Regions from separate parts of the Homo sapiens genome. Here region 2 is linked to region 1. Evidence: read pairs that join two places in POLR2A ChIA-PET (ENCODE). Cell type or tissue: IMR-90. All regions are shown on one strand. Links, peaks and the distances in the headings refer to the core of each region. The heading gives the core; the rest is flanking DNA. Region 1 overlaps TANC2 (tetratricopeptide repeat, ankyrin repeat and coiled-coil containing 2). Region 2 overlaps TANC2 (tetratricopeptide repeat, ankyrin repeat and coiled-coil containing 2).

Evidence for each region. ChIA-PET counts read pairs that join two places held together with the same protein. Peaks named below come from ENCODE experiments on the same cell type or tissue, not always from the same donor. Only the 100,000 strongest peaks of a DNase experiment are listed, where the experiment ranks them.
Region 2: POLR2A ChIA-PET joins it to region 1 with 5 read pairs; 5 of 35 experiments call an interaction of 5 or more read pairs at or near these places.

Annotation. Positions count from the first base shown.
Region 1 is chr17:63,384,900-63,396,511 of GRCh38, forward strand. It overlaps TANC2 (tetratricopeptide repeat, ankyrin repeat and coiled-coil containing 2), which reads left to right. Exons shown (of 28, transcript NM_001394998.1): 16 at 3,736-3,858; 17 at 4,409-4,645; 18 at 10,844-11,029. It overlaps LOC105371856 (a long non-coding RNA gene), which reads right to left. Exons shown (of 4, transcript NR_188626.1): 3 at 3,090-3,189. Among named protein-coding and RNA genes, the nearest start is that of CYB561, 56 kb to the right of the region's middle. In IMR-90, for the core only: no CTCF peak of the experiment used is centred there; a DNase peak (open chromatin) is centred at 10,342; H3K27ac peaks cover 310 bases.
Region 2 is chr17:62,971,363-62,982,974 of GRCh38, forward strand. The region is part of intron 1 of TANC2 (tetratricopeptide repeat, ankyrin repeat and coiled-coil containing 2); the gene reads left to right. Among named protein-coding and RNA genes, the nearest start is that of TANC2, 11 kb to the left of the region's middle. In IMR-90, for the core only: no CTCF peak of the experiment used is centred there; no DNase peak of the experiment used is centred there.

The DNA.
Region 1 (11,612 bases), core at 9,038-11,537:
CTTTTTCAGCTAAGATCAGAGAAGTGAGGTCCTGAATCAGGTGCCAATTACTTTTCCTTTTTTTAGTTGGTATAATGGAAGGAACATGAACTTTAGAGTAAAAACAGATTTGGCCTCTAATTCTAGCTCCAGGAGTTGTGTTCCCTCCTAAATAAAAATAGTGATAAATTCTACCTCCTAGGGCTGTTGTGAAGATTAGATTACATTAGAGAAGCTAAATCTGGAAAGGCCCTAGCACAGAACCTGACACATTGTAGATCTGAATAAATGTCAGATTTCCTGCCTTTTTTTCCTTCAACCATCATATGTAAGACATGTCTTCCATTGCTAAAAGCTTCCTCTGTTAGACTATGGATATTTCTTAATGCTGATTTTTCTCTCTGAATTCGTTAATATAGTTTATCATTCCTCAAAAGGTCTTGAGGCCCACACATATTATAAATTAGGAGATTGAGGCCCAAGTGGGGAGTCACAGCTAAGCTTCCTGGTCTTCCAGGATCTACAGTGCAGGTGTGCTCAAGAACCTAACTTGTCTGGACTCCAACCCTGAGTAACATTTAGAATTCTTCCTAAAAGATCTGGAACTATTCTATTTCATATGCCAAAATAACAATCAGAACTACTTAGTGATGTATTTGCTTCAGTTTTGTTTGCATGTAAACTGCATGGCCAAATGAGAGTTTGTAATTGATGTCCCTGTTACTTGCACAAATTAAAAGAGCTTCTGAAGTAATAATGAGCAATCAGAAGCTGCCCTTACCCACCTTTCCTACTGTTTTCTGTTTACCCAGCTCTGGGTGCCTACATGGGTACTATAGTAGACAGATTCAGAACAGAGCCCAGCCTCCTCAAGGCCAGAGAGAATATGGACTATGTAGAAATTAGGTAGCCATTTTTAAATAATCGAGGAGGATGAAAAGGGAAATAATCTTGTGGTGTGAGGGGTTAAAACTGGATTCTGTTTCAGCCTCCCAGCATAGGATTGTGTTTCTGGGCACCCAAAGGTCTACTCTGCTAGGATTTGACCCAGCCTTTTGGCTCATGCTCTTAGGATAGAATGGAACGAGAGGATACGTAGAAATAATTAGCACCATCCTTCCTCATTTTATCAAGCTGTGGATTTTTTGTTGAGAATGTATAAACACTTGCAGCCACTTTGATAAAGCCATGTCAAAATGTCGCAAAATATATCAACTTCTTGAGGCATATTCTATAGATATATATGCATAGGTGTATAAAGATACATGTACATGGATGATTATTAAAAGCTATAATAGTGAGGGAGAACAAAGCCTAGAACTACCTAGTAATATGAAAGTGTTTTAAAGCCAGTAACAGTGTATGGACCTTATGTGAATCCCAATTCAAACCAAAAAAATTTTAGTTCCTTTTTTTAGCTAATCAAGGGAATTTGAACACTGTTGGGATATTTCATATTATAGAATCCTTCTTAGTTTTAGGTATGTTTTAAAGAGTTCATATCTGTTGAGAGACACTGACTAAAATAATTAAATATTAACTGATAAAATATCTGGGATTTTTCAAAATAATCCCATCAAGGGAAGGGGATATGAGCAGGAATGTAAATAATACAAGGTTGGCCATGAGTTGAAAATTACTGAAGTGAGGTGATGGGTACATGAGAGCTTTACTATACTATTCCTCTCTACTTTTGTAAATACATTTTAAATTTTCCTTAATCAAAAATGTTTAATAAAGTAAATTTTACGTTGTTTATATGCACTTGTATGTATGTATTTTGCGTATATATAGAAAATGTGTTAAATAATAAACACTAATGTGTTAATAGGAGTCACCTCTTAGGATTGAGATGGGAGGTTTATTTTTAATACCATATTATTTTATTTGATTTTTATAACAAATTTGTATTATTTTTATAATTTCAAAAACTGAAATGTAGAAGTCTTTTTTCCTTCTGTTTTTTGGTGGTTGTTGTTTTTTGGTTTTTTTGAGACAAAGCCTCACGGTGTTGCCCAGGCTGGAGTGCAGTAGCACGATCACTGCTCACCACAGCCTCAAACTCCCGGGCTCAAGCGATCCTCCCACCTCAGCCTCCCAAGTAGCTGGGACCACAGGCATGCACCAGCATGCCTGGCTAATATTTTAATTTTTTTGTAAAGATGTAGTCTCCCTACATTTCCCTGGTCTCAAGCTCCTGGGCCCAAGCAATCCTCCCACCACCACCTCCCAAAGTGCTGGGATTACAGACATGTACCACTGCACCTGGCTGAAAATAAAATTTTTAATAGGAAAGTTCAATGATTTAATTTTTGGTTGCATCAGAATATCCCCACAGGGAGAAAAAAAAAGGTGCCTGTGTCGGAAAAGCCTTTAAAACGTTCGTGTATCTAGCCTTCCCACAGCATTATTCACCTTTCAGCCTTTCCTCTAGTGTGAGAATTCCCTCTACAGGAAGTTTTTTCCTAACCCACTTTAGAGACCCTGAACTCTCTATGGGAAGACCTTGACCACCATGACTAGAGGTCTTGTTAGATGAATTTATAACTCATAAGTTACTGACACATTCCTCCTTTGTAGATGCCCCTTCCCTAGTATGCCGCATAAACACACCTTCCTGATTTTGGGTATATGTAGGTATTCTAGGCAAGAACATTCTATATTTCAGGGACAAAGAAAGCAGAAGTAGCTTAAGTTTTTAAAAGAAGTACCTCCCTATATCTCTTATTACAACCCAAATTTCATTGTTAATATCTTCCTGCCCTCAGGATTTCCTTCTTTAACTGATTTGATCCAGATATTGACAGAAGAGTAAGATGATTGTCAGAGAGTGTCTAACAATCAGGAGATCTGAAGAACAAATTATTCTAACTTCCTTCTGGGGAAGCCCATGTGAAAAGGACAAATATTAGTACATGTCGTGGGACCTGTGCCAGTGATACTAGGAGAAAATTTGTTGCGGATGGAAATCAAGCCTGTATTGCTGTTTTTTTCCTGAGGATAAGCATATGTAATCATTTTGGGATATATTAGTTAAGGTGAAGAACACTAGCTGCTATTGACAAACCTGCAAAATCTCAATGACTTAACAAAGATTTATTTCTCCTTACATCACAGTACAGTGCAGATGTCTGGGCAGGCTCCTTCCGTGTAGTAGTTCTAAAATCACCTTGGGCCTCAGAATTCTCCATTGGATCTTCTACATCTGGCCTGTAATCAAAAGGAACAATAGAAAGTGTAGAGAAATATGCAGGAAGTTTTGGAGCCAAGCCTGGACATGACATATTATTTATGCCCTAATTTTATTCACCAGAATTCAGTCACATGGCCTACCTAACTGTAAAGGAGCCTGGGAAATAGAGTTTTTCCAAATGTTCAGGAAGAAAATGAAATGGAAATCCGTGATCACATTGCATTATTTCTGCCACAGTGTGTAATTTAGTAACTTGAATTTAAGAGATTTATTGAAGAAGGCTAATAAAAAAGATATGGAAAAATAAATTATATCCAGATAGAAAAGAGAGGTGTTGAGTAGACGTGTTGCTAAGGGCTGCAGAGATGGAGACTGTTTCAGTTAGCTTGTTCCTGCAGGACTGGTCTTTGTCCCCCCACCTAGGCTTTGCTTGGCATGAACATTGTTAGGGTGAGACTCCGCTCTCATTCATTAGTACCAAAAACAAAGAGGCCACTAATTCACCACTGATGCTACTTTTTTTTGCTGGGCTACTAATTTAATTGTCTGTATTTCTTATTCAGGGTTTGAGTAAAAAAGTTGGTGTATCATCCTCCATCCTCCAAGGTCTCTGGATCTCTTATAGCACAGAAGGTCTTTCCATGGCACTGGCGTCTTTACGAAATCTCTACACTCCAAATATAAAGGTAAATTTATAAAGAAATTATAAATATGATAAGGAATTAACTATGAAAAAATAAAACTAGAAGGACATTAAGTAGCTATTTAGTTGATCTTTGACTTGTCTTTCTTATTAGCCTTTTATTGATAATTTAATATATTTTAAATTGTTAAATTTTATTCTATAAATTAGAGACTAGCTCCATTGTCCTCTTAACTTCTATAAGCTGACTCTGACATATGGGATCAGGTCCTGCTGGTTCCAAAGAGTAAATTGATCTCAGGTAGCCTTTGTCTTGGTAGGAGCTTTTCTGACCAAGAGCTCACTTCGTAGAGACTATGTTCAGCACTACAGTATAGGAGGCAATTGCTCTAGTTACTATGCCATTTATGTAAAGGAGATATTTTACATTATCTACCAAAGGAAAAGAAAAAGGAGCAAATGAGATTATAAAATAAAGCAATTACTAAATGCTACTAGACACTGTTGTAGAATGTTAGATGGTTTAATAAAAGATGACTAAAAGGATGTGACTCCTGTTTGTCTAATTATTAGTTCTGTTTGTTTATTTCTAGGTCAGCCGACTGCTGATTTTGGGAGGTGCCAATATTAATTACCGGACAGAGGTTTTAAATAATGCTCCAATTCTATGTGTTCAGTCCCATCTTGGTTACACAGAAATGGTAGCCCTGCTGCTGGAGTTCGGGGCCAACGTGGATGCCTCTTCTGAAAGTGGCCTGACTCCCCTGGGATATGCTGCAGCAGCAGGGTACCTGAGCATTGTGGTGCTGCTGTGCAAGAAACGGGCCAAGGTACTGGCTGCCCAGCTCTGCTGCTTTTCTTCCCTTTTTCTTTATTTTCGATGCATACTCTTTCTTATCTCCAGTGTTACTTCATGAGTCTGGGTAGAGTATATCAAACCATGATGGAGAGGAGATCAGAGAGAGTGCTGGTTCTGCATATGTGCAGGGCCACTGCCATCCATCCTGCAGGAGCACACAGTTCTAAACCCTTTGAGAGGTGCTTGGGAAACTGCATTTATCCGTAACCACAAAAAGTTTCTACATAACAACCCAGAAATGATCTATTGAGCTCAGAAGAAGCCTCTTTTTAACAAAGAGAGGAAGGAGAAGTGAGGAAGCCAGGAGACTGCAGTGGCAGGTCTGGACCAAATGACACCTGCAGGCTCTAAGCCTTTCATGTGTAGAGAAGAAAACTTAGCCATGGAGATGAGAACAGGACCAGACACCTTCATCCTGTCCTTGAAGACCACCACTCTAGAGATAAGGGGAGAAGATGATTCTCCCTATTTATACTCAGACTGACCAAGGGCACCTCGAAGTGCTTCTGTTAGTACTGATCAGTTCTCTGAAAATATTTCCAAAATATGTTTGCTTTATGTATAAAAACTCGATTTCACAATATTGGTGAAAAGAAAAATGCTGGTCTCACAAATGTGGGCCTCTGGGAAAAAAAAGTCTGGCCTCATAGTATTTTGTTTCAGTCCTGAAAACAAACTGAGGACTTTAGTGGTTTCATAGTGAAATACAAGTCATAGTATGACTTCATTCTGCGGTATTCAGTGCTGTTACGAGGGGAGAAAGTGGGACTCCTCCACTCCTTTGGGAACTGAGACGTAGGCCTCTCAATGACATCTCAGAGCCTTAGAAGTTTACTGTAGCACAGTGATTGTGCACCTGTGACATCCCATTCATTTGAATGGACACCTCTAGGAACAATGATAACTGGGCCTCGTTACTATTTTCGTTTTCTTTTTAGAGACAAAGTCTTGTTCTGTTGCCTAGGCCAGAGTGCAGTGGCATGATTGTAGCTCACTGCAGTCTTCAGCCTCCCCAGTAGCCAGGAGTATAGGTATGTGCCACCACACTCAGCTTTATTTTTTTCCTATTTTGTAGAGGCAGGGTCTTGCTATATTGCTCGGAGGTTTGCTAAAACTCGTTGGATCAAGAGATCCTCCCACTGTGGCCTCCCAAAGCGCTAGGATTACAAGCATGAGCCACGGCAGCCAGCCCTTCTTACTATTGCTGTCACTTCATATTCTGATCTTAGCTGGGTCTTTCCTGCTGTTCAGCCCTTACACTGCCAAGCCATCCTTTTCTTCATCTTTCATTGTTTTCCCCAGAGCAGAAATGTAACTCATATGTACTTCTTTCAAGATCCTATCACGCCTCTTCTGCCCTTCATCACTGTGATCGAGCTCATCTCAAGGTGCCTGTATCTCAAAACTCTTATCAGTTCTTACGTACGCTCACCTCTACTTTGCCTTAGAGAAGGAAGTACTTACCTTCCTTTCCAGAGCAATTGTCTCCTCCTCTACACTCTTAACCCACGGTGTTGCTCATTCTCTCACGTTATTTCATTCTTTTTCTAAATTCACACTACCTTTTTTCTCAGTTTCTACAAACCTATGAATGTAGAAACCTACCTAACCTAAAAAAGAAATGTTCCTCTCCCTTGCTAACCAGAAGCAACATCCCATCTCTTCCCTTTCACCTCTGCCAAACCTGTCCTAAGAGTCCTCTATACTGGCTACATTCACCTCTTTATTACTCCTTAACCACTTGCATTCTGGCTTCCATGAATGAGAGAGGAGGCAACTCATTAAAATGATAAGCTTTAGGATCAGACACAACTGGGTTAAATCCTGTGTCCATACTTAATTTATACAAGGGCTTGAACAAGTCACTTAACCTCTCTCAATCGCACTTTTCATCTATAAAAAGGGTGTTAAAAGAGTCAGTGTAAGCATTGAAAGAGATAAAGCCTTTTTTTAAAAGAGGTGTTAAAGTCTCTTTTAATCTTATATAGTGCCTAATAAATAGTATCTGTAAAAAAGAAAATAACCCAACCTCCCTACATTCTACCAAGCTGCTCTTTTAAAAGTCACTAATGACTGCCATTCACCAAATAAAGCAGCTTTGTCTTATTCCTCACATCTCTGAGCCCCTCCATAGTATTAGCAATAATAAACCTTTTTTTTTTTTTTTTTTTAAACAGAGCCTGGCTCTGTTGCCTAGGCTGGAGTGCAGTGGCACCATTCTTGGCTCACTGCAGCCTCTGCCTCCTGGGTTCAAGCAATTCCCCTGCCTCAGCCTCCCAAGTAGCTGGGACTACAGGCGCACACCACCACGCCTGGCTAATTTTTGTATTTTTAGTAGAGATGGGGTTTCACCATGTTGGCCAGGCTGGTCTTGAACTCCTGACCTCAGGTGATCCACCCACCTTGGCCTCCCAAAGTGCTGGGATTACAGGCGTGAGCCACCGTGCTCGGCCAGTAGTAAACTTTTAATGTCATTTCCCACTTCTCTGGCTGCCCCTCTCTTCTTCTTCTGATAGAACTGTTCACTGAGATCCTCTGGTCTTCCTTCCGTCCTCATACTCGCCATGGCTTCAGCATTAAAGTCATAGGCTTTGGCGTCAAACCCGACTGGGTTCTAGTTCTCCTACCTACATTTTGGTGACTCTTAACCCCAAATTGCTAATTTCTGAAAGTGTTTTTGAGCTGTAGTTTCACATTTGTAACTGCTTCCTTGGCAGGCATGTTCATATCCCTGACTAGTTAGTTCCTCAGATCCAGCTTTCTAAAATCACTCAGCATCTTTACCCTCCTCTTTCTGGATTTTCAAAGTCTGCTAATGTAGCCTCCGTTTTTCTCAGAACTAGGGAGTCATTGACATCTTTCCCTCCTTTGCCCTTCCTAATTCATTTAGTGGCCAGCACTTTTCAATGTTATCCTCAAAAGAGCTTGAGAAGCTACTCCTTGGTCTCTACCCCAACTGCCACTATCCCCCTGAATTATTCTTGGAGTCTTCTTGTGTAACAAACCCGTTTTTCAGATTCTCATCTCATCTATTACACACCATCCCCTTAGCTTTTGTAGAGCTTTTATTTTGAAGTAATTTTAGACTTTCAAAGATACTGCAAAAATAGTGCAGAGACCCAACACAAAGAAATGATACACGTTTGAGGTGATGGGTATGCTAATTACCCTAATTTGATCATTACACATTGCATACATGTATCAAAATATCACACTGTACCCCATAAATATGTACAATTATTGTGTCAATTTAAAATAATAAAAGTAAATAAAATAATTCTCTTGTAGGCAAAAAAAAATGCATAGAGTTTCTATATATCCTCCATTCAGCTTCTCCTAATGTTAACAGCCTAAGTAATTGTAGTCTCATTATCAAAACCAGGAAAGTAATTTGGTGATAATACTATTAACTAATCTACAGACCTTACTGAAATTTGTCCAACTGTCCCACTGATCATTTTTGCATTAGAGAATCCAGGTCAGGATCTCACATTACATTTAGTGTTGTGCCTCCTTAGTCTCCTCCAACCTGTGAGAGTTTCTCAGTCTTTGTTGATCTTTTATGAGCTTGACAGTTTTGAAGAATACCAGCCAGTTGTTCTGTAGAATGTTTTTCAATTTTAGTTTATCTAATGTTTTCTCACTGTGAGATTGAGTGTATATATTTTTGGCAAGAATACCACGTAAGCAATGCTGTACCCTTATAAAAATGCAGCACTAGAAGTCCCTGCTGTTGATAGGTCTTATTACAGGTGGTGTTAACCTCAGTCACTTGGCTACCCTAGACCTGCTCACCAACACACTGACCATATATCAGTGATGATGCGACATTGTCCAAGAAAGTACATACCAAGGCCACCGCACAATACCTGTCCAAAAAGGCCTCCAATACGGAATAATGTTCTTCATTATTTCAGAAGTCTTTTTCTTCGCTGGATTCTTCTGAGCATTTGATCACTCTAGCTTAATCCCTACTCCAGAATTAGGAGGACATTGACCCCCAACAGGCATCTAAGGTAATGTCTTCCAGGTTTCTCAGCTCTGAAGTTACTGTTTTTCCTTTTGTAATTAAGAAATATCTTTTAGGGTTATGCTTTTGAGACTAGAAAGACAGACATCCTGGTTCTTGTCATACTTTTGTCCACTAATATTAGGATCCATCAGTGATTCTTGCTGCAGTAAGTATTATTATTATTATTATTATTTTTTTTTTTTGAGAGGAGTTTCACTCTTGTCGCCCAGGCTGGAGTGCAATGGCATGATCTCAGCTCACTGCAATCTCCGCCTCCCAGGTTCAAGTGATTCTCCTGCCTCACCCTCCGGAGTAGCTGGGATTACAGGCACCCACCACCACACCCAGCTAATTTTTGTATTTTTTAATAGAGATGGGGTTTCACCATGTTGGCCAGGCTGGTCTCGAACTCGTGACCTCAGGTGATCCACCCGCCTCGGCCTCCCAAAGTGCTGGGATTACAGGCATGAGCCACCATGCCCAGCCACTGCAATAATTATTGCTTTGATGTTTGCCTAACAGTGATTTTCTACTTCCATCATTCCCTCAACATGTATTAATTGAGATGTTACTGAAAGGGAAAGCGATCCCTTCTCCCCCATGTATTTATTCAAGTATTTATTGATATTGCTATGAAGTCATGGATATTTATTTTATTCCATAGCCTGAAATCCATTACCATTATTATTCATTTTCATTGTTCACCTTGCCCCAGATTTGGCCATTGGGAACTCCTTCAAACTGATTCCTGTGTCCTTTCAACTTCCCTCTATTAATTTTTGAGCATTTTCAGACTTTCTGACACCACAAGATGTTCTAGTCTCATCTCTTACCCCAGTCCTGGAATCAACCATTTCTCCAAGGAGCCATGGTTTCTTTTATCCATTCGCTTAGTTTTTGAAAATACAGTTCTGAGCATGAAAACACTCAATGACTTCACTGCCTATTGGTTACAATTCAGACCACTTAGCCTGGCATTCAGAAATATCCATGCTCTGTCCCAAAAGACCTTTTCCGCCTTAGAGTTTAAACTTCCCTTTCATGTGCCCTACTCTTACAAAAAGTAGAATACATTAATCATTTTCCATCTCAGCCAGTCAAGATAGACCTTTCTGTCTGAATCTGTTCCTGATTCTAGCCAGGAATTAATCTTTCCTTCCTCTGAAATGTTATTTCACTTTTACATTCCTTTAAATTTATTGTATACTCCTTTGTTGGACAGGCTCTTGTCACATTGGTCACATCTCCCCTACCTTGTTGGAGAGTCCTTGAGAGCAGAACCTATATATTTACTGTCTTATTCACCTAAGTGGTACTTTGCCACATACTCTGTATTCAGTAAATATTCACTATGTGGATGGCTGGATGGAACTGAAATCAGTAGGAAAGCCAGAAACAGAACTTATATTTTCAACTGATCTAACTACCGCAGGACAAGTACCACCTACCTACCAGAAAAGGCTACTCATCTAATGAAAGGCTACTCATCTGTTGAAACGAAGGCCCTTCTGGTAAATCAATCTTGATCAGGGTCTTCTTTCAGCCTAAACTTGTAACCAACACTGAAATTATGAAGACTGCTACTGGTGCACTAAGCCAGAAGTGCCTCTAGCCATTTGGGGCAGATCTTTGAGAGTCCTCCCTCCTGCTGGAAGAGAGAAGCAGACTTTGCCAAAGTTTGGTGGTCAAATGATTCATGATGTGAGATGTTTTGCTTCTTTGGAAGGCCAAAAAATTGTAGCTTCATAATGTTTTTCTTCCCTTTTTTGATTTCAAAGATAATTTTTTTTATGCCAGCAGAGCTACCAGTTTCTCAAATCTTGGTCTAAAATGAACTATTTGAGGAGACAAAGAAGAATTTACCTCAGGAAGACGAAGCTCAAACTGAGAGTTTTGGTTTTTGTTTTTCTTGGAATGCAAAAAAAAAGTCTGACCTTTTCTGAGGAAAAGAAGTTCTTCCCAGAGGGACATTTAGCATAGTTGTAGCTCAGTAATAATCTAGGCTGAGCAGAGTCTCCTGAATTTGCTCAGAGATTGGTTCCAGGAGTGGAAAGGATGATTCTTAGTAGCCTAGGCTTGTGCAGTGGCGGATGTGACTAGATTGCGAGCTCAGCCACAAGTCTGTGTTCACACATATCTCCTGTCCTCTCCTCTTAGGTGGATCATTTGGATAAGAACGGGCAGTGTGCTTTGGTTCATGCTGCACTCCGAGGTCATCTGGAGGTTGTCAAGTTTTTGATTCAGTGTGACTGGACGATGGCCGGCCAGCAGCAAGGAGTATTTAAGAAGAGCCATGCCATCCAACAGGCCCTCATTGCTGCAGCCAGCATGGGTTATACTGAGGTAAGAAGTAGGCAATAGGATTGTTTTTTCAAGCTCTGTATTGAAGGACCCAGGAAACCAGGAGAAAAGATTGCACGAAGACAAAATTGCCAACCAAATTAATGTGAATTCGTGATCGCTGCTCTGAATAATAAGGAGATTAAACTCCATGAAGCACTTTACTCAAATGCCAAAGTCCCTCAAATTATAGGTATAGAAAGGTGCGAGTTGGAAAGGACCGTGGAAATGATATAATTATTCTCCATGTTTTCCTCCCTGTTTAACAGACAGTGGCACCAAGGCTCAAAGAGATGAATTATTGAGGTGTAGTCACATGGTTAGATAATGTGGCACAGGAACAGCATAACATTTAGAATCTCAGAAGGACCAGATTTGAGTCCCAGCCTCGCTATTCATTAACTCTAGCCCTTGAACAATTTACCTATCTCTTAGAAGTTTAGTTTCCCATCAGCAAAGTGAAGCTAATAAACTCCTTTATACAAGGCTGTTGTAAGGGATGCTTGGTAAACTGTTAAACATTATACAGTTTATTTATTAATGATAATAACAATAATAGTGGCAAATGTAGGGAATTGGTAGTGTG
Region 2 (11,612 bases), core at 4,262-6,761, 420 kb before region 1:
TATGTCTCCCAGGGTAGGGTGCAGTGGTGTGATCTTAGCTTATTGCAGCCTACGTCTCCTGGGCTCAGGCGATCCTCTCACCTCAGCCTGCTGAGTAGCTGAGACTATAGGCACGTGCCACCATATCCAGCTAATTTTTGTACTTTTTGTAGAGACAGTGTTTCACTCTGTTGTCCAGGCTCATCTCAAACTCCTGGACTCAAGTGATCCACCTGCCTTGGCCTCCCAAAGTGCTGGGATTACAGGTGTGAGCCAACTGTGCCCAGCCAGTTTTCTTTCTTTTAGAGCAGGGGTCTCTAACCCCTGGACCATCATGGCCTGTTTGGAACCAGGGTGCACAGCAGGAGGTGAGTGGCTGGCCAGCCAGCATTACTGTGTGAGCACCTCCTCCTGTCAGATCAGCAGCTTCATTAGATTCTCATAGGAGCTTGAACCCTATTGTGAACTGCTCATGAGAGGGATCCGGGTTGTCCGTCCTTATGAGAATCTAATGCCTGATGATCTGAGGTGGAACAGTTTCATCCCCAAACCATCTCTGCCCCCCTACCCTCTGGAAAAATTGTCTGGAAAAACGTCCCTGTTGCCAAAAAGGTTGGGGACCGCTGTTTCAGAGGACATTTTACTTTGCGTATTTAAGATTCAAGGTAATATTAGATGGAGAACAGGAACTTTGGGTCTGAGTTTTAGAAGGCTAAAGCAGGTTACGCAATTAGTGAAAAAACTTTCTGGGACCTTTTTTTTTCTAGAAGGGTCAAAGTAACTATAATACCATAATTTTTTCTGGAAACAAATTTATTAGGTCAGTTTATTTTAAAAAATCTTTATAAATTATGTGAAAGCTGTGTTTGTGGATATGTCATATAAGTTGTTTTTTTGTTGTGGGCCACACATGACGTATCTTGTTATGTTCGGTCTCTTGTTTGCTCTTGAATAGTTAAAGGTAAGCATTACTAAATTTAAGAGTCAAAATAATTGTGTTAGTGTTCTATTATGCCTTTTCTTCCCCGTAATATCAATTTCTGTCTTTATTCACTACATGGTTTATAGTGCATCTTAAACTCCTTTCTTTGTTTATCAGAACTTAAGAGAGTCTCATGTCACTCATTTAAACTGAGTAGTTGCATTATAGAAATGATCTTGTTGGTGTGTTTTTTTAAAAATCCAATTGCTGAGGAAACACCTTTAGTGTTTTTGTCAACTTTGCCTACATTTCTTCCATTGCGTTGCTTCCAGAGTGATCTTTCTAGATAGTCATTTGATCATGTCACTTTTTTCTTCAGAATCTTTCACTGGCTCCTCATCACTGAATGGATAAAGTGGAAACTCCTTAGCAAACCGTTTAAGGTCCTTAATGATCTGGTCCCTGCCTCCTCTTTAGACTCATTGCCTGCCACTTCTGTCTTCAAAGTGCTTTAGCGGTAGTAAACTGTGTGTGGTTCCTTCAGTATGTAGTATTCTCCTACCTTTTCATGCCTTTATGAAGTTCTTTTTTTCATGGACTACTCCTGCCCTCTCCTTTGTTCTCTGGGCAAACTGCTTCACAGCCATCATGCGTTAGCCCAATGTCTTCCGAGTGAAGAAGGTTTTGCTTACTCCTCCAGGTGGGCTTGGGCATGATGTTCTCTATCTATTCTCCCCTTGCACTTGGTGTATATAGTAGTTGCCGCATTTTTTTTTTTTTTTTTACACGGCGTCTCACTCTGTTGCCTAGGCTAGAGTGTAATGGCGGCCATCTTGACTCACTGCAACTTCTGTCTCCTGGGTTCAAGTGATTCTCCTGCCTCAGCCTCCTGAGTAGCTGGGATCACAGGCATGTGCCACCATGCCCAGCTAATTTTGTTATATTTTTAGCAGAGATGGGGTTTTGCCATGTTGGCCAGCCTGGTCTTGAACTTCTGACCTCGAATGATCGGCCCGTCTCAGCCTCCCAGAGTGCTGGGATTACGGGCATGAGCCACCATACCCGGCCGTAACATATTTTAAATATTTAATATGACTGGTTCATCACTAATGTGTGAGCTTTTAAGCAGGCACTGTGACTTTTCATCTTTTCAGCATCAGTATAGTTAGTACATAGTAGGTGCTCATTATCTACTTATTGAGTGAGGATTGTTGACCGTTATCTCAGTTATGCCTTTGAAACCTCATCTCTTATTGTGGAATTAGAGGAAACTTTAGGCACCAGGAGGTAGGTTTAGAGAAATATACACACCATCTAAAATATTACTCAGAGTAAGTCCTGGACTGTAACTAAAACTAACCCTAAAGATAAACCAGATTTTGTTCTTTTTTATGTTTGCTGGTGGCAAGAGGAAGATGAGAAGATTCTCTGAACTTTAGCCAAATGATTTTCTTTGTACAATGCAAGAGTTGCCAAACTATAGCCCATAGACCAAATCCAGCCCATTGTCTGTTTTTGTATGACCTGCAAACTAAGAATGGTTTTTACAATTTTAAGCAGTTGAAAAGATATCAAAGGAGGAATGATACTTCATGACATATGAAAATTAAAGGAGATTCAAATTTCATTGTCCATAAAGAAAGTTCCATTGGAACTTAGCCATATTCACTTATTTACATATTGGGTATTGGGTGCAGCAGCAGAGTTGACTACTAGTTGCTGTCGAGACCATACGGCCTGCAAAGCCTAAATATTTACTAGCTAGCTCTTTAGAGAATAAGTTTGTCAGTCCTTGGTCTGTTACATAGCCTGTGCCCATTAAGTGTTCGTTGAATATCATGAGTTGGAGATATACCAGCTACTTTTTTGAAGGGCTTCGCAGGGCATAATTCCTTCTATTTACTGAGAAGATTGGCCACTTTGCTTTTGTAATGATTTATCTCACAGGCCCCTGTTGTACCTCTCTGATGACACCCTTATTACATCTAACACTGAATAAGACTCTCACAAAGTGTGTTTCAAGATTCTATTCCTTTTTTTTTCTTTAAAAGGTGGAGAGGAGTTTGGAGAACAGCATGTAGTAGAATGTTTTTCTTCGCTCACATCTCAGTTTCTCATATACATTTTTTGCAATAAAAGATCATTGTTATATTTTTAAAAACCTTGATTTTGTATATTAGTTTGTTAGGCAGACACCTTGTGTGTAAAGTTTAAAAGTTGAGGTGGATTAGTTATGTTGGAAAAACTGGGGTATTTTTATGGAGTGTATTAACATATTCATTCATTTAAATATTTATTGACTACTATGTATAAGTTGTTAATTTTACTACTATTGTCTTTGACTTGGGGATGGAAATTTCATATTCTTCCTTAAAAGCTAAAATTGTAATTCAGAATCCTGTGTCTTACATATTTTTTCTACCCCTGGGAAAAATATAGTTCAAAAACATATGTACCATACTATTAATATTTGCCACTTCCCTGAAGTTCAGTAAGCCAATGATGATAGATTTTACTGTTTTCTTTATGTGGCAAAGTGTTATGAAAAGGCAGTGATTGATATATTCCTTTTCGTAGATATCAGCCAATGTTACAGACATAAAATTCATAAAGAAAAGTACGTAAGCAATAATAGTGGAAAACTTGTCATTCCAAATGGATGATCTTTGGACCAGGTAGCCATTCTTATTTCCTTGTCTGTAATACCATGCTAGCATTATCATATGATGACGTAGCTGATTATAAAGATTGACAACATTAAGAAATATGGCCCCAGTTTTTTACTGCCATGGAAATCCCCTGGTTAATCCAGCCTTATAAGTAGATTATAGTTATTGAACTTGGAAACGAGAGTGGGTATATAGAGATTGTGATTTAGTCATTTTATGCTTGGAGAATGTGCTTCAAATCTCAGATCTCAGGCAATTCTGTCTGCCTAAATGAAGGTAGTCACTTCTTAGCCCTTTATTCCTAATCTTTCATTGGGTGGAGGAATCCCACAATTTCTAGTTGTGGTTGCTGAAATTTGGTAAGGCACAGCTAGTTAGGTTATAGGTTATAGAAACTTGATACATATTTATTGTACTCTGTAATTCTATTTCTGTTCAAATTCCATGGAATCCTCTAGGGCACCCTGGGATTGTGAATTAGTGTGAATGAATGTAAATAGCTTTAGTGGGCCTATGGAATGAAGACTTATTAAACCACATAAATAACCGTCCAACCACATACACCCATATTCTGCCTCAGGATCAGAGAATCAGCTTTTCCATTTTCGGGCTTTTTTTTTTAATTTTTTTTTTTTTTTAATGTAGAGACAGACTTTGTTTGAAAGCTGTTATTCAGACATTCCTATATTATAGGATGACAGTACTGTTGCTCAGTTGTAAGTTTAGAAATTCCAATGATGAGACCAGTATATATTGGAAAGAATATGACTTTATGAGTTTTGAATCATGAAAATGGGTTTGAATTACTGCTCTGTCACTAATTGTATGAGGGGCCAAAAATCTATCTCACAGGGTTTTTATGATGATGAAATGAAAAATATCTTGGTGAAAATCCTTAGGACGATGTCTAGTACTTAATAAATGGTAATTTTTATTAGCCTGTGGAAAGTATCCTAAATTTTTCTTTTTTGATATATGCCAGCTCCTCCCAATTTTTTACTGGCATTGTCACTCCAGCTTTTCTTTGTTATCTTGTCTTGATTTCCTTTTCAGCCTTGCAAGGCATTTTAGAAACCCATGGTAGTTTGGATACTGATTTATTTTATTCATATCCTTAAATTTTCTTTTGTGAAGTATTTGATAAAAGCTGAGAGAAAGAGTTTTTGAATAACTGTAAACCGAAAAACTCAGATACTGCTGGGCCTACTCTTTTTATGCATTTTTTTTGGACTATTTCTTTTGAACACTACTAACTTGACAAAAATTAATTTTAATCCTTTCTATAAAATCTCAAATCATAGTGTTTCTTGAGATGCGCCCCTTGACAGCTTTTCTTCAGTTTGATTATGTAAACAGTTTTAACTTCTACAAATATCTTTTTTTGTGAATAATAACTTGAACTTTGCTCCTTACACCCCTACCCCCAGCCAGTGCCTCAGGTTGACAGCTTTTTGTAATCTTTCTTTTTTGAAACATTGTATGTGACAGTCAGTCAAGGTGGACTGCTTGGAGGGTTTGTCTGGTTTTTTTTTTTTTGATATCTACCTACTTAATAAAAAAGGGACTTATCTATTTACAGTGTAAAATAATATATTGGAAAATTTTGCCCCTTTTTCTGTGGTATAATCAGTTAACTATTTAGAATCTTGTAAAAAATAAAGTAGAGGTTCCTCTTCAAAGAAACTTTCCTCCCCGTCTAATTAGGAATAAATAGTAACTTCTCTTAGAAGCAAAATTTATTCAAAGATCCGTGCTAACATTCTTAAATACTACCTGTAATAAAAAAAATTAATGTACTTTATATTCTTAGCTCTCACAATTTAGCCTAAATACTTGCCCTGGCATGCTTATACTGGTCCAAGAAAGCATTAGGTCGTAGCTTGTTCCTCTTCCTTATTTGGAAGTATTTTTACCTTTCTTAGCATTCCACAAGTTACTTCCTCCTTCCTTTGTTCTCCTCTGCCTTTGCCTCTTTTAAAAAGTTCCAAGTCGCTAGCCAATCGTGACAAATACAGAATGTGAGGTCCCGTTCCAGCCGATGGAAACCAGACACAGCAGTAAGGTGGACGCGTCAGGTTATAAATGACCCTGTCTCCTTTGTTCCATGCACTCTTGTGGCAAAACTGTTGGCGAGTGTACCCTTTCTGCAGAAAGTAAAAATGGCCTTGCTGAGAGAATTAAATTTATGTTCAAGTGCTATTTCTTTGCAGCCCCAGGGAACAAGCATTCTGTTTCTACATAAACATTTTTGACATATAACAATCCCATTTTTCCCTAAGCTTCAGTTATTTCTGTAGCACTTTGTCAATTTCTGCTTATCTGTGTATCTTTAGTATAATTATTGAATCTTTTTCTTTAAATGAACTTGACTCATTTTCTCTTAGTTTCATCTTTAGTTTTCCTGATCTTTATAAACTGATAAGTTTGTGCTAGTTATAAACTAAAGAATAGTTCATCCTGAAGACATTTCACTTAATGCACTTGGGAAAGACTACTTATATGCAAATTTGGTTCCAGATTGGATTGTTTTGAATTTTAAAATAACTTCATATAATGAGTCTTCTCCTTGCTTTAGATAATTTAATTGTTTTTGTCTTTGGATATGTTAAATGTAGGCATTTATTGGTTGTCAACAAATGTTAATTGTCATTACTTATAATGGGCAGCTGGGGTATTTCTCCCCTATCCCCTAACATTCTACCTATTTTTTTTTAATTACAAAAGTAATATTCTCCCCATCCCCTAACATTCTACCTATTTTTTTAAATTACAAAAGTAATACATCTGCTTGCAACCACTAAAATAAACAAACTCTAGGAGTCAATAAAGAAAAAGTTGATATTTTCCTCTCCCCTCGGGTTTCTCCCTTCTCTAGTTATATTCCTTGGAGTAGCCAACGTTAACCAACACTTTGATAAGGAGTATTTTTTCAGTGTGTTTCTCTTTGCTCAAAAATATATAAGCATATACACATAAATATACAGGCTTCTTGTTTTTCTAATTAAATAGGGATCATATTATTTATTGCTTAGTAACATGTATTACTCATTTAACAATATATCATGGCTATCACTTCAGTTCAGTAAATGGAACTCTAATTTTTAAAAGCTGAATAATATTTTATAGTACACTGTACCATAATTTATTATGTTATTTCCCAACTGATGGATGTTAAGATTGTTTCCTTTTTTTGCTATTATAAACATTAGTTCACTCTTATGACTAGAGAAGCAAACATTTGAAATAAAGTATTAGCAAAATAAATCTAGCCACGTGTTTAAAAGGTAATACACTATGATCAAGTAGAGTTTATTGCAGGAAGGCAAGGGCATTAAAATATTAAAATATTGTATAATATTAACACATTCTGAGATAAAAACTACATGATTATTTCTCTTTTTTTGGGGAGAGTTAGGGGCTTCGTATTGTATTTATACAAAATAGCATAGGGAGATGCCTGCCCATGTGGACAGCAGTCCAAGTTTTATACAGTTCTTTGGTCTTAAAAGTTGATAGACAAAAGTCTTTATTCTGGGGTCTTTAGAGGGGACTCTATGGGTCCTGTGCCTTGGCCTTGACCTCGTTACTGGCCATTGGTTGCCAAAGCTTAGTATGTTGACAGTATGGACAGCTGGGAAAGAGACTGGGATGGATGGTGTGGGTGATATCCAGTTCAGGGCTGGTACCTTTTAAGAGTACCAATTTGATTACTTTGGGCTTGAGGAGCACCTTTTTGGCCTCTGTATAGGTGCTCATTGCCTTGGAAATGTTGGCCTGAATCTTTTCGAGGACTTTTTTGTTGGGCTTGTTGGCAGAATTATGCATTCCTTAGAATCTGAATGTCTTGAAGCCATTTCTGTGCCATTTTCAGGACTGGTCTTCTGTGATATTGTTCTTGGATTTGGCCATATCTGTACTGCTGGCTGCAACTGTGGGAGTTGTGGAGACTGGAAAAAAGAGCCCCATGTTGATTTCAATAGATGCCAGCAAAGCATTTAATAAAATTTTGGAATAATTTCCCCAGAATGTATATGGCATAATTTCCTAATCCTTACTTGAATGAAGATGTCTTTTATCTTGATTAGTGAAAGGTATTTTGACCAGACATAGTATTCATGGATCATAATCCTTTTTTTTCATGCAGCATGTACACGTTATACCACTGTCTTCAAGCCTTTTGTGCAGATGAAAAGTCTGATTCTCCTTTCTTTATAAGTGTCTTCTATACATGCAGTTTTACCATCCTTATATGCCCTGAGATTTTCAGGTTTAATCTCACGGTATACTTTATCCCTTTTATATCATGAGAAACCCAATGCTGCCAGTAATTCCTGTCTTTATAGTTCTGTGTTTCTGCCTTTCTGACCCCAGTTTTTTCTCTTTTTTTGGTCTTATTCTTTAAAGTAAAGATCTTTTACCTTATTTTGCAATAGCATGTTAACAGTTTTGGTCTGTTATATGGGCATGTCTTTCTGGCATGCCTTCATTGTCTGTAGGGATATTCTACTCCTATTCTCTCATTTCTTATACTAGCAACTTCGTATGAGATTAACCTTGATACTTTTCTGGGACTCATTTTTATTTGAAATAAATTTTAAAAATATTTTAGAGTGTGGCTGGGTTTAGGAAAGCATTTTTTAAATTTACAGAGCTTTCTCTTCTCTTGCTTTTCTGTACTTTTAAAAAATGTGGCAAGGCAGGGCACGGTGGCTCACGCCTTTAGTAATCCTAGTATTGGGAGGCTGAGGTGGGAGGATTGCTTGAGGCCAGGAGTTTGGACCAGTCTGGGCAACAAAGTGAGACTTTGTATCCACAAAAAATTTTAAAAATTAGCTGGGTGTGGTGGCACATGCCTGTGGTCCCAGCTACATGGGAGGCCGAGGCAGGAGGATAGCTTGAGCCTGGGAGGGTCTAGGCTGCAGTGAGTCGTGTTAGCACCACTGCAACTCCAGCATGGGCAACAGAGTGAGACCCTGTCTCAAATAAATAAATGAATGAATGAGTGAATGGCAGCTTGCTTTCTGAGATTTCCTGGCCTTATTCTCCTCCACTAGTTTGGCTTGAACCTTCTCTTTCCTTCGTCTCTCTTGTCTGACCCCAGTTTTCACCACTGTGTGACTCTGAAACCTTTCCTCTGTGCCTTTTAGAGTTTATTGTCAGTCACCTGTAAAACACCGTTTCTTTTTAACCTCTTCTCTAAACAATACCTTGATTTCCTTACTGTACCTGAAACTGAGCTCTCTTCCTGAGGGCACTCCTTCCCCTGAAGAGTTCTTTAGTGGTGGCTCCTCCTATTGGGAACAGAGATGTTCTGTTTGTTTCTTATTGCTGCATCTAGACTTCTGGGCTCTCTCCCACTACTCCAGTCATGTAGTTGTTGGTGATTTCAGGATCCATACAGATGCTTTTCATATAGGTTATCTGTAATCTGAAAATCCAAAATCTGAAATGCTCTAAAATTAGAAACTTTTTGAGTGCTGACATGACAACTCAAAGGAAATGTTCATTGGAAGATTTCAGGTTTTCAGATTTGGGATGCTCTGTGGTACATATATTCCAAAATCTGAAAAAAATTTGAAATCTGAGACACTTCTGGCCCAAAGCATTTTGGGTAAAGAATACTTAACATGCAATACTCTGGCTTCCTGACTTCCTCTCCTCCATTGATTTATCTTAGCCATTCAACTCTGTGGCATATCCTGTGCAGATGCTTTTAAACTCTCAGGGCATCTGCATTAACTGGGGAGCTTTGAAAAACTATAGATGCCTAGGACTCACTCCCAGAGATTCTGATTTCTTTATCAGTTTCTGACATTTTACTCTCCACCTACCACCTCCTATTTTTCTGGCTTACTTCTAGTACCCAAGAGTCTTAATTCTTTCATCTCACTGGGACTTTCTCATTTGCCACCTTTTCTGTTACATCGTACCCTCATATCCTCATTTCCTTTTCCAACTAGCTGAGTTCCCAAAGCCTGTCATTACACTTGCTCTTCTGAGTCTACTTTCAACCCTCTTGACTTCTCTCCCTGAGTTGTTCTTGCTTGGCCAAACCTTGATGAAAACCAACTCCATCTGTTTTATACCTGTATACTTGTAGGTGAATATGGCTCGAGCAAACAGCTATGTTGACTTTCAATTCTTGGCTAGTACTTAATGACTTTAAGTTCATGGTTTAGTGCTGCCCAGCTGTCTTGTTAACTCTAGTTCTTTCACGTTCCCATTGCTTAGATGATTATATCTTTCCCTTGCATTCACATTGTCAGTATTTCCATTCCATCTTCTCTCTCAGCTGATGACCTTGCTTTCTGTTTCATTAAGAAAATAGAAATAATCTTCCCACCACCTGCATCTTTACCAATCTTATTATGAAATAACTGTCTTTTTCTCTGTTGAAGGTCATTTCCTTCAGTTGTCCATTAGAACCTACCCCCCCTCACCTTCTCAAGGATATGTTCCTGTAATTCTTCCTCTTTTCTCCTTTTCTGCATTGCTGTGAACATAACTCTCAGACCACTAGACCTATTATTCCCCATTTGCAGCTTTCACATTATTCTCCTTCTTTCTTCCCTGAAAGTCTCTAGCTTTGTATCTCATGTCATCTGACTATATTACCTACAACCTCTTATTGTTGTTGACTGTATCTCCTGGTTCATTGTAGGGCATTCCCTACAATGATTTCTGATACTGACTACCTTGAATTAGGCCAGACTTCACAAGTTAAGGGCACAGTCCTCCGTAAGACTACTCTTCAAACACTAGCTGCAAACTTGGGGGATTTCAGAGGCACCCTCATTTTTGAGCAACTAGCTAAAATTTAGGGATTCTTGCTACTCCCTCACGTTTGATAATTCATTAGAACAACTGATAGAACAGGAAAGCACTGTAGGTTTGATTATGGCTTAATTGTGTCATAAAGGATACAAATCAGCATCATCCAAAAAGAGACACATAAGGCCGGGAGACTCCTAAATGTGAAGCTTCTGATGTCTTCTCCCTGTGGAGTCAGGATACATCACCCTCCTGGCACAAAGACATGTAGCAAATCATACGTTGTTTACACAGTGTCCACAATCTTCTGTGGCATTTCATGTGTAAGCATGACTGATTGAATCATTGGCCGCTGATGGAAGTAAGTCTTCATCTCCCTGCCCCACCTTGGTCAGTCTCCTATGGGTCAAAATCTCAACTCTTTAATTATGTGGCTGGGTTCTCTAGCATAGCCAGCACCTATCCTGCATCATTTTATTACCACAGACTATTTAGGGACCTATCATGAGTCATCTTGTTAGCATAAATAATCAGAGCTCACCATGAATAACAAAGACACTCAGGAAATTCCCAGGATTTAGAGACTACCTTTCAGGAACTGGGGACAAAGGTTCAGCAAAATTCTCTATTACACAGGATTCCCCCTTTATACTTAAAAACAAAAAAATTAGTTCTCCCCACCTTACCAATACTATTTCTAATGTTAATTCTTGGTAATTTTGATCATGTAGATATTTTTTCAACATTTTGATCTTTCAGTCCTTTGAATTTATTTCCTTCAATGAATTTGTCTTCCAATTTACCTCAACCATTCACTCCCATAGTCATACCCTAGATCTTGACTAATAGCTGCATCCTCCCCATAATTTCAGTTTCATGCATCCCAATCTCTGACCACCACTTGCTGTCTTTCAGTCTTTCTCCCTTTAGTACCCTGACTCCAATAATCCTTTAATCCCACTAGGACCTCTAATGCGTTGTTGCTACCACCATTTTTCAGCACCATTTATTGAAGAGATTTTTCTGCAATGTATGTTATTGGTTTTTTGCCAGAAATCAGTTGGCTGTAGATATATGGATTAATTTCTGGGTTCTCCTATCTGTTCCACTGGTCTATGTGTCTGTTTTTATGTCGGTACCATGCTGTTTTGGTTATTACAGCTTTGTAGTATCTTTTGAAGTCTGGTAGTGTGATTTCTCCAACTTCGTTCTTTTTGCTCAGAATTGCTTTGGCTATTTGAAGACTGTTGTGATTCCATGCGAATTTTAGG